Regions from separate parts of the Homo sapiens genome. Here all the other regions are linked to region 3. The links are chromatin contacts, found by Hi-C or POLR2A ChIA-PET in ENCODE. All regions are on one chromosome and are shown on one strand. The core of a region is the stretch at or near the end of the contact, and the rest is flanking DNA. Distances in the headings are between cores, read along the strand shown. Region 1 has its middle 24 kb from the start of DRC8. Region 2 overlaps AKT3 (AKT serine/threonine kinase 3). Region 3 overlaps LOC105373262 (a long non-coding RNA gene).

Evidence for each region. Hi-C counts contacts between places; a loop is a spot of excess contacts on that map. ChIA-PET counts read pairs that join two places held with the same protein, here RNA polymerase II (POLR2A). Pooled maps may share reads with other maps.
Region 1: a pooled map shows a loop between it and region 3 (6-fold over the local background). The contact joins two enhancer-like sites. A Hi-C loop is called at or near these places in 2 of 37 single-sample maps with no recorded cell type and 4 of 50 pooled maps. POLR2A ChIA-PET finds 5 or more read pairs at or near these places in 1 of 52 experiments (activated T-cell).
Region 2: a loop to region 3 is called in a map of natural killer cell, with 5 times the contacts of the local background. The contact joins two enhancer-like sites. A Hi-C loop is called at or near these places in 1 of 168 maps with a recorded cell type or tissue (natural killer cell), 3 of 37 single-sample maps with no recorded cell type and 9 of 50 pooled maps. POLR2A ChIA-PET finds 5 or more read pairs at or near these places in 1 of 52 experiments (OCI-LY7).

The regions. Positions count from the first base shown.
Region 1 is chr1:244,943,883-244,946,582 of GRCh38, reverse strand. It overlaps the pseudogene RN7SKP55. Among named protein-coding and RNA genes, the nearest start is that of DRC8, 24 kb to the left of the region's middle. Within about 2 kb of position 1,267, at least 3 of the 41 ENCODE cell types and tissues checked have a DNase peak (open chromatin) inside an H3K27ac peak, as active enhancers do.
Region 2 is chr1:243,594,656-243,597,355 of GRCh38, reverse strand. All of the region lies in intron 8 of AKT3 (AKT serine/threonine kinase 3), which reads left to right. Among named protein-coding and RNA genes, the nearest start is that of AKT3-IT1, 200 kb to the left of the region's middle. Within about 2 kb of position 1,360, at least 4 of the 41 ENCODE cell types and tissues checked have a DNase peak (open chromatin) inside an H3K27ac peak, as active enhancers do; they include natural killer cell, where a contact is called at or near this core.
Region 3 is chr1:244,318,160-244,320,859 of GRCh38, reverse strand. All of the region lies in intron 1 of LOC105373262 (a long non-coding RNA gene), which reads left to right. Among named protein-coding and RNA genes, the nearest start is that of SPMIP3, 33 kb to the left of the region's middle. RefSeq lists an enhancer at 919-1,328. Within about 2 kb of position 1,324, at least 9 of the 41 ENCODE cell types and tissues checked have a DNase peak (open chromatin) inside an H3K27ac peak, as active enhancers do; they include natural killer cell, where a contact is called at or near this core.

The DNA.
Region 1 (2,700 bases), core at 18-2,517, 630 kb before region 3:
TGAACACATTACATAATACAGTCAGCTGTAAAATGGAAAGACCAATACCTCATGAAATGGTTATTCAAAGCACCTAATAAAAGTTATGGTAAAAACATGCTAAGCGTAAGTGCTAAAGCTACAGCTTTCAAATAATAGTCCCATAGTGTGGTGGGCAACCTCTGGGGTGGCCCTCAGTGATCTTCTCCTGCTGAGATTCCCACCCTTATGTAACTCCCTTCCCTTGAGTATGATGTCACTTCACAAATTAGGTTACAAAAAGGGGCCAGGCCTGTAATCCTGTAATCCCAGCACTTCGGGAGGCCAAGGCAGGTGGATCACCTGAGGTCAGGAGTTTGAGACCAGCCTGGCCAGCATGGTGAGACCCGGTCTCTACTAAAAATACCAAAATTGGCCAAGCGTGGTGGCGGGCACCTGTAATACCAGCTACTCAGGAGGCTGAGGCATGAGAATCTCCTGAACCTGGGAGGTGGAGGTTGCAGTGAGCTGAGATCATGCCACTGCACTCCAGCCTGGGTGACAGAGCAAGACTCTGTCTCAAAAAATAAAATAAAATAAAATAAAAATACAAAAATTAGCCGGGTGAGTTGTGGCCAGGCGTGGTGGCTCATGCCTGTAATCCCAATGCATTGGGAGGCCAAGGCAGGTGACCACAAGGTCAAGAGTTCATGACCAGCCTGGCCAACAGGGTGAAACCCCGTCTCTACTAAAAATACAAAAAAATTAGCCGGGCGTGGTGGTGGGCACCTGTAATCCCAGCTACTCAGGAGGCTGAGGCATGAGAATCTCTTGAACCCAGGAGGCAGAGGTTGCAGTGAGCCGAGATCAGGCCACTGCACTCCAACCTGGGTGACAGAGCAAGACTCTGTCTAAAAAGAAACAAAAAAGAAGAACAAAGAAATTAGGTTACAAAAAGATTAGGATTCGAGGTTAAGTTACCAGCAGAAGGATAATGAATGAAAAAAGTCATCAGTCTATCCCTACCTCTACACAGATTTTGCCTAAAGTAATCTCAGATCGTGACCTTGAACTGTTGATTTTGGGAGCTGGGTGATGGATAACAGAAAGGATCATTGTATGTTTCACTGGACTATTTTTAAAATCTTAACCATGTTTTTTTTTTTGAGACGGAGTTTCACTCTTGTTGTGAAACAGACCTCCAGAACTCTTTCACCTTGCAGAACTGAAACTCAATACCCATTAACCAACAGCTCTCCTTTTCCCTTCCCCATAGCTCCAGGTAACCATCATTCCTTCCACTTTCTGTTTCTATGAGTTTGACTCCTCCAGAAACCTCATGTAGGTGGAATCTACAGTATTTGTCCTCAAGGTTCATCTATGTTATAGCTTGTGACAGGATTTTCTTCCTTTTTGAGGCTGCATAGTATTCCATCATGTATATATACCAAATTTTGTTTATCTATTCATTCATTGATGGATATTTGGGTTGCTTCCACCTCTTGGCTATTGTGGATAATGCTGTCATGAACATTGGTTTGCAAATATCTCTTCGAGAGCCTTCTTTTATTTCTTTTGGATATGTACTCAGAAGTGAGGTTGCTGGGTCATATGGTAACGGTATTTTTAAATTTGTGAGAAACCATCATGCTGTTTTTCATGGTAATCACACCATTTTGCTATCCCGCCAGCCATTCACAGGGTTTCCAATGCCTCCACATCCCCACCAACATTTGCCATCTTCTGGGGTTTTTTTGGGTGGGGGATTGGGGGGAATAGTAGCTATCCTAATGGGTGTTAGGTGGTATCTCATTGAGGTTTTGATTTGTATTTTTCTAATGATCAGTGATGTTGGGTATCTTTTCATGTACCTGTTGGCCACGTGTATGTCATCTTTGGAAAAATGTCTATATAACTCCCTTGCCCATTTTTTATAGTTTTTTTTCTTTTTTTCATTAAACTTTTTATTATTTTTATTTTATTTATCTTTTTTTTTACAGAGACAGGGTCTTGCAATATTCCTCAGGCTCACCTTGAATTCCTGGACTTAAGTGATCCTCCCAATTCAACCTCTTGAGTAGCTTTTGACTACAGGCGTGCACCACTGTGCCTAGGTTTTTGCCCATTTTTAAATAGGATTATTTGATATTTTGTTGTTGAGTTGTAGAAATTACTTATATATTAAATAATTGTGAATATTTTGGATGTTAACCTCTTACCAAATATATGATTTACAAACGTTTTCTTCCATTTTGTAGGTTGCCTTTTTACTCTGTTGATTGTGTCTTTCGATGCACACAAGTTTTTAAGTTTGAGGTAGTCTCATTTGTCTTTCTTTCTTTCTTTCTTTCTTTCTTTCTTTCTTTCTTTCTTTCTTTTTCTTTCTTTTTCTTTCTTTCTTCCTTTTTTAAGAAAGGCAGAGTGCCACATGCAGCACCTCATTTGGATGTGTCTGGAGTCTTGGAAGCTTAACTACCCTACATTCTCCTACAAATGGACCTTGAGAGCTTGTTTGAAGGTTCTAGCCGGGGAGTGCAGCTACTCTTATACCCTTGACCGGAGACCAGTCCTCCTCTATCTGGGATGGTTGTCCTCTTAAACCAAGCGCACAGCTTCGGGAGGCGAGGGAGGAAGGGGACACGTGCCTAGTCAGCCAGGTCAGCCAAATCAACCCTGGCAATCAATGGGGTGACAGGTGCCACAGCCAGATCACCCTCACATCCATATTTTTTTTAACTGTAC
Region 2 (2,700 bases), core at 111-2,610, 720 kb after region 3:
TGTACACATATTTTCAATTTTATCATTTTAAAATATGTTACTTGTTGCCTACTAATTATGTAGATACACTTTAACTTATTAAAACCTTCCCAAATCATTGAACGTTTAGGTTGTTTTCATTTTTTAGTCAACTTAAGTATAATTTACATATAATGAAATGAACTCATTTTAAGTATATGATTAGATGACTTCTGACAAACATATATATGCATGTAGCCCCCATCACAATAAAAATATAAAACATTCTCATTGCCTCAAAAAGTTCTGCCATGCCTCTTTGCAGTCAGTCTTCCCTGTACCCATAGTACATCCACACGTGGCCCTAGGTAGCCATTGGTCTGCTTTCAGACACTAAAGATTTGATTCATCTTTTTAAAAATGTCACAGAAATGAACTCATACAATATATACTGTCTTGTATCTACTTCTTTCATTCTGCGTAATGTTTTTTGAGATTGTTAACTTTGTTGCATTTCTCAGTCATTTATTTCTTTTATTGTGAAGTCATTATCCTTTGCACAGCTATACCACCATTTGTTAATCTCTCCCACTGGTGACGTACATGCGGATTAATACCAGTCATTGCCTAATATGAATAAAGCTGATAGGCCTGTTTCTTTTCTCTTTAATTAATACTGAAGAGTATGATTGTTGGATTTATGGTAAGCATATGCTTACATTTTACAAAAATTTAAAACTGTTGTGTCATTTTACAGTCTCAGCATTAATGTAATGAGAATTTTAGGTGTTCTGCACCCTCACCAGTGCTTGCTGTGGTCAGTGGTTTTCATTTTAGTCATTCTAACGAGTGTGTGGGAGTATGTTACTGTGGTTTTAAGTTGCGTTTCTCTTATGACTAATGATAGGAAATGTCTTCACTCAGACTTTTTGCCATTGCATATACTTTTGTGACCTGTCTATTCAAATATTTCACCTATTATTCGGTTGTTCATCTTCTTACTGAATTATAGGAGTTCTTTGGATGTTCTGGTTACAAATAGTTTGCCAAATATTTGTATTACAAATGGTTTCTTCCAGACTGTAGCTTGCCTTTTCATTTTCTCAGTGATGTCTTTTGAGGAACAGACGTTTTTAATTTTGATGTCTTATTTATCAATTCTTGCCTTTTATGGTTTTCACTTTTTTTGTGTACTGTCCAAGAAATGTTTGTGTACCCCAGGTCACACATCTTTCTCCTATTTGTTATGTGTCACGTGCTATATAATAAGTTTCTGTCAACAGTGGGCCATGTATATGACAATACCATAAGATTATAATGTAGCTGAAAAATTCATATTGCCTAGTGATGTAAATGTTGTAAGTCATACTGCAGTGCATTACTCACATGTTTTGGTGATGCTGGTGTAAGCAAACCTGTGCTGCCGGTTGTGTAGAAACATAGCACATGCAGTTAGATACATAATACTTGATTGTGATAGTACATGACTGTGTTACTTCTTTATTTTATATATTGTACTTTTCATTGTTTCTTAAAGTGTATTACTTTCACTTATTTAAAAAAAAATAGGTAACTGTAAAACAGCATCAGGTGGGTCCTTCAGGTGATATTCCAAAAGAAGGCATTGTTAGCGTAGGAGATGACTACTCGATGCCTGCTCCGAAAGACCTTACAGTGGGACAGGATGTGGAGGTGGAAGACAGTGATACTGATGATCCTGACTGTGTAGGTTTAGGCTAACGTATATGCTGTGTTTTCATTTTTAACCAAAAGTTAAAGACGTTAAAAAAAATAGAAAAATATTTATAAAGATGTAAAGAAACAATATTTTTGTATAGCTGTACAATGTGTTCATATTTTAAACTGTTATAAAAGAGTCAAGGCGTTTTTAAAAATTTTAAAGTGTATAAAGTGAAAAAGTTATAGAAAGCAAAGGTTAACTCATTACTGAAGAAAAAAATAATTTTAATTATTTTATACATTATACAGTGTTCATAGTCTACAGTAATCACCTAGGCCTTCATATTCACTCGCCACTCACTCACTCAAAGCAGCTTCCAGTCCTACAAGTTTCATTCATGGTATTATAAATGCAATAGACAGGTATATCGTTTTTAAATCTTCTATATCATATTTTTACTGTACTTTTCTAGATGTGTTTAGATGTGCAAATATCATTGTGTTACACCTGCCTAGAGTATTCAGTAGGGTAACATGCTGTACAGGTCTGTACCTAGAAGTAGTAGGCTATGCCATTTAGGTTTATGTAAGTAAACCCTAGGATGTTGTCACAATGATGAAATTGTCTAATTGCACATTTCTCAGAATGTATCCCCATCATTAAGCAGTGCATGACTGTATTTTCTTCTAAAACTTTTTAAGTTGTACCTATTACATGTATAGGTCTGTGATCCATTTTAATTTTTATGTATGCTGTGAGCTAAGAGTTGAGGTTCATTTTTTTCCCCCTACAGACATCTTGTTCTTTCACTATCTTTCATTGAAAGGGCTGTCCTTTAGTCAGACATGGGGGCTTATACCTGTAATCCCAGCACTTTGGGAGGCTGAGGCAGGAAGACCACTTATGTCCAGGAGTTCGAGACCAGCCTGGGCAACACAGCAGGACCCTGTCTCTACAAAATAAAAAATTTAAAAAATTAGCCTGGACTGGTGGTGCAAGGCAGAATTGGGAGCATTGCTTGAGCCCAAGAGGTTGATGCTGCAGTGATCCATGTTCATACC
Region 3 (2,700 bases), core at 75-2,574:
TCTTCTGAATTAGATTCTATATTCAATGCATTGAAAGTTTGTGATCAAAAGTCAGAGTGAAGTAGGGATTTGCAAATAATAAAAACTGAGGTGCAAGAGCTTTTTTTAAAATAACGCTTTTTTTTTTAAAGAGACAGGGTCTCACTCTGTTGCCCAGGCTAGAGTGCAGTGGCACGATCACAGCTTACTGCAGCCTCCAATTCCTGGCCACAAGTGATCCTCCAGTCTCAGCCTCCTCAGCATGTACCATCATGCCTGGCTAATTTTTATTTTATTTTATTTTTGAGATAGGGTCTTGCTCTGTGTCTCAGGCTGGAGTGCAGTGGTGTGATCTTGGCTCACTGCAGCCTTGACCTTCCCGGCTCGAGTGATCCTCCCACCTCAGCCTCCCAAGTAGCTGGGACTAGAGGCATGCACCACTATGCCAAGCTGATTTTTGTATTATTATTTTTTTTAGAGGTGGGGGTCTCACTATGTTGCCCAGGCTGGTCTTGAGCTCCTGGGCTCAAACAGTCCACCTGCCTCAGCCTCCCAAAGTGCTGGGACTACAGGCATGAGCCACTGTGCCCCACCTCACGTTTTATTTTTAGTTTTTTGTAGAGACGGGGTTTTGTTGCTCAGTCTGGTCTGGAACTCCTGGCCAGCCTCAAGCAATCCTCCCACCTCAGCCTCCCAAAGCACTGGGAATACAGGCATAAACCACTGCTTATGGTCAAAAATAACACTTTCATGTATAATTTTCTCATTAGAAATTTGTCAAATCACACCTAGAACTGAGAACACCACCGAGCCTCTTCAGGGACTTAGAAATCAGGGAAACCCCTGATGTGTGTGAATATACATTGGCCTGCGTCCTGGCCGGGGAAGGCAAGTTTAAGTTTTCAGAGGATTTGTAGGTTGGATGTCATGATTGCCTTCCTCAGGGCTGTCATTTCTTAATGTCTTTTATATTCTTCTTCTCATCTCCCTTCTGCACTGAGTCAGGGCCTCTCTCATGGAGCAACAGTCTTCCCACAGAGAGTAAAGTCATCACAGTGGAGGCTTGCTCAACCTTTACAAATTCTAAAACCACAGGCCAACATTAACTTCCTCCATTTCTCACCGGAAATCAACATGGCCACCACCATCGTGCCTCATCCTGCTCCTCTTGGACTGTAAATCATGGCTTGTTCATTGTAAGCCGTCAATTGCATGTTGTTTCAGTTGTCTGCCAACTCAATTCTATCAGTGTGTTTTGACTGATAGAATTTTGTAAACTCCCTTTTACATTTATTTGTATTTGACGAGATGGTTTGATTTTGTTGAGCTGTCTTCCTCTTTGTTATCCCTCCTATCACAGTTCTTGGAGCTCACTACCCCTTTTCAGATTGTCATGGGCAGGCAAATTGCTGGTCCCCTCGCCTTGCAAGGTCCTTTGCATAACCACACAGTTTTCACTTGAAAAGACAATAGAGTTGCCAGATAAAATACAGGCCCCTGCAAGATCTGGAACACACTCTGCACGATGCCATGCAGTATTTGGGATATACTTATGCCAAAACTTGTTCATTATTTATGTGAAATTCAAGTTTAATTTGAATTAAATATTGGCACCCGTATTTTTATTTGTTAAATTTTTATTTGTTAAATATTTGTTAAACTTTTATTTGATATACTTATGCCAAAACTTGTTCATTATTTATGTGAAATTCAAGTTTAATTTGAATTAAATATTGGCACCTGTATTTTTATTTGTTAAATCTTGCCACCCTCAAGTACAAACGCCTCTGTACCTCAGAGGCATAAGAATGTGCAAATGGGATTCATGCAACTCACAACCTAGACCTCCCTCTCTTTTCTATCTTCAAAAACCAATGTTCTTTTACTGTTAAGAACCTTGGGAGAGAGGGAAATCACAAGGTAGTCTTAAGCAGATTACTACACTCTTGTAGTGATAACATTTAATTAAAAAATTGATTTATTTTTCTTCTGACTTAAAAGCAAAATGAAACAAAACAAAACAAAACCCCAAACCACAAACTCAGGCCTCCTCTCTGGGCTTCCCTGCACACAGGCTGATGTTAACTGCACTGAGCACCCTGGGAACATCAGTCCAACTGCAGGCACTGGAATCGCTGTAGACCATGACGGACAATGGCTCCCATACACACAGTATTCCAGTCTTGGGAGTGAAAATGGCCCCGTGCAGCCTCACGGCCCATGGGTTTAGGCTGAACTTTGAGACCATTTCTTTTTATTCACACCTGGGATGGCCTAGCCCAACTGAAACCAAGCAACCTGGACGCCCTATCAGTGGCTGTGAAATCATAGGCCAAATTCCTCTGTGGCAAAGACTTCCTGTAAAAAATACCGTTAAGGCCTAGCCAGGTCCGAAATGAATAAATGAATAATCATTGATTATTGATCAATGCTTTTTAATCAGTGCCCTCTGTGAAAAGGAACTATCCCTCCCCACAAAACTCTTTTATGAATAGAACCAGAATGGTTGAAGGGTGGTTTCATTCTTTTTTTTAAGAGATGGGGTCTTGCTGTGTTGCCCAGGCTAGTCTTAAACTCCTGGCCTCACGTGATCCTCCTGCCTCAGCCTCGGCCACTGAGCCTGGCTCATTCACTTTTTACCTACTTTTGGAACCTCAAATGGTAACTAACTTACCAAGTGATTGGCATAGCTACCAAGGTGAAATGTTAAATTTAATGCAG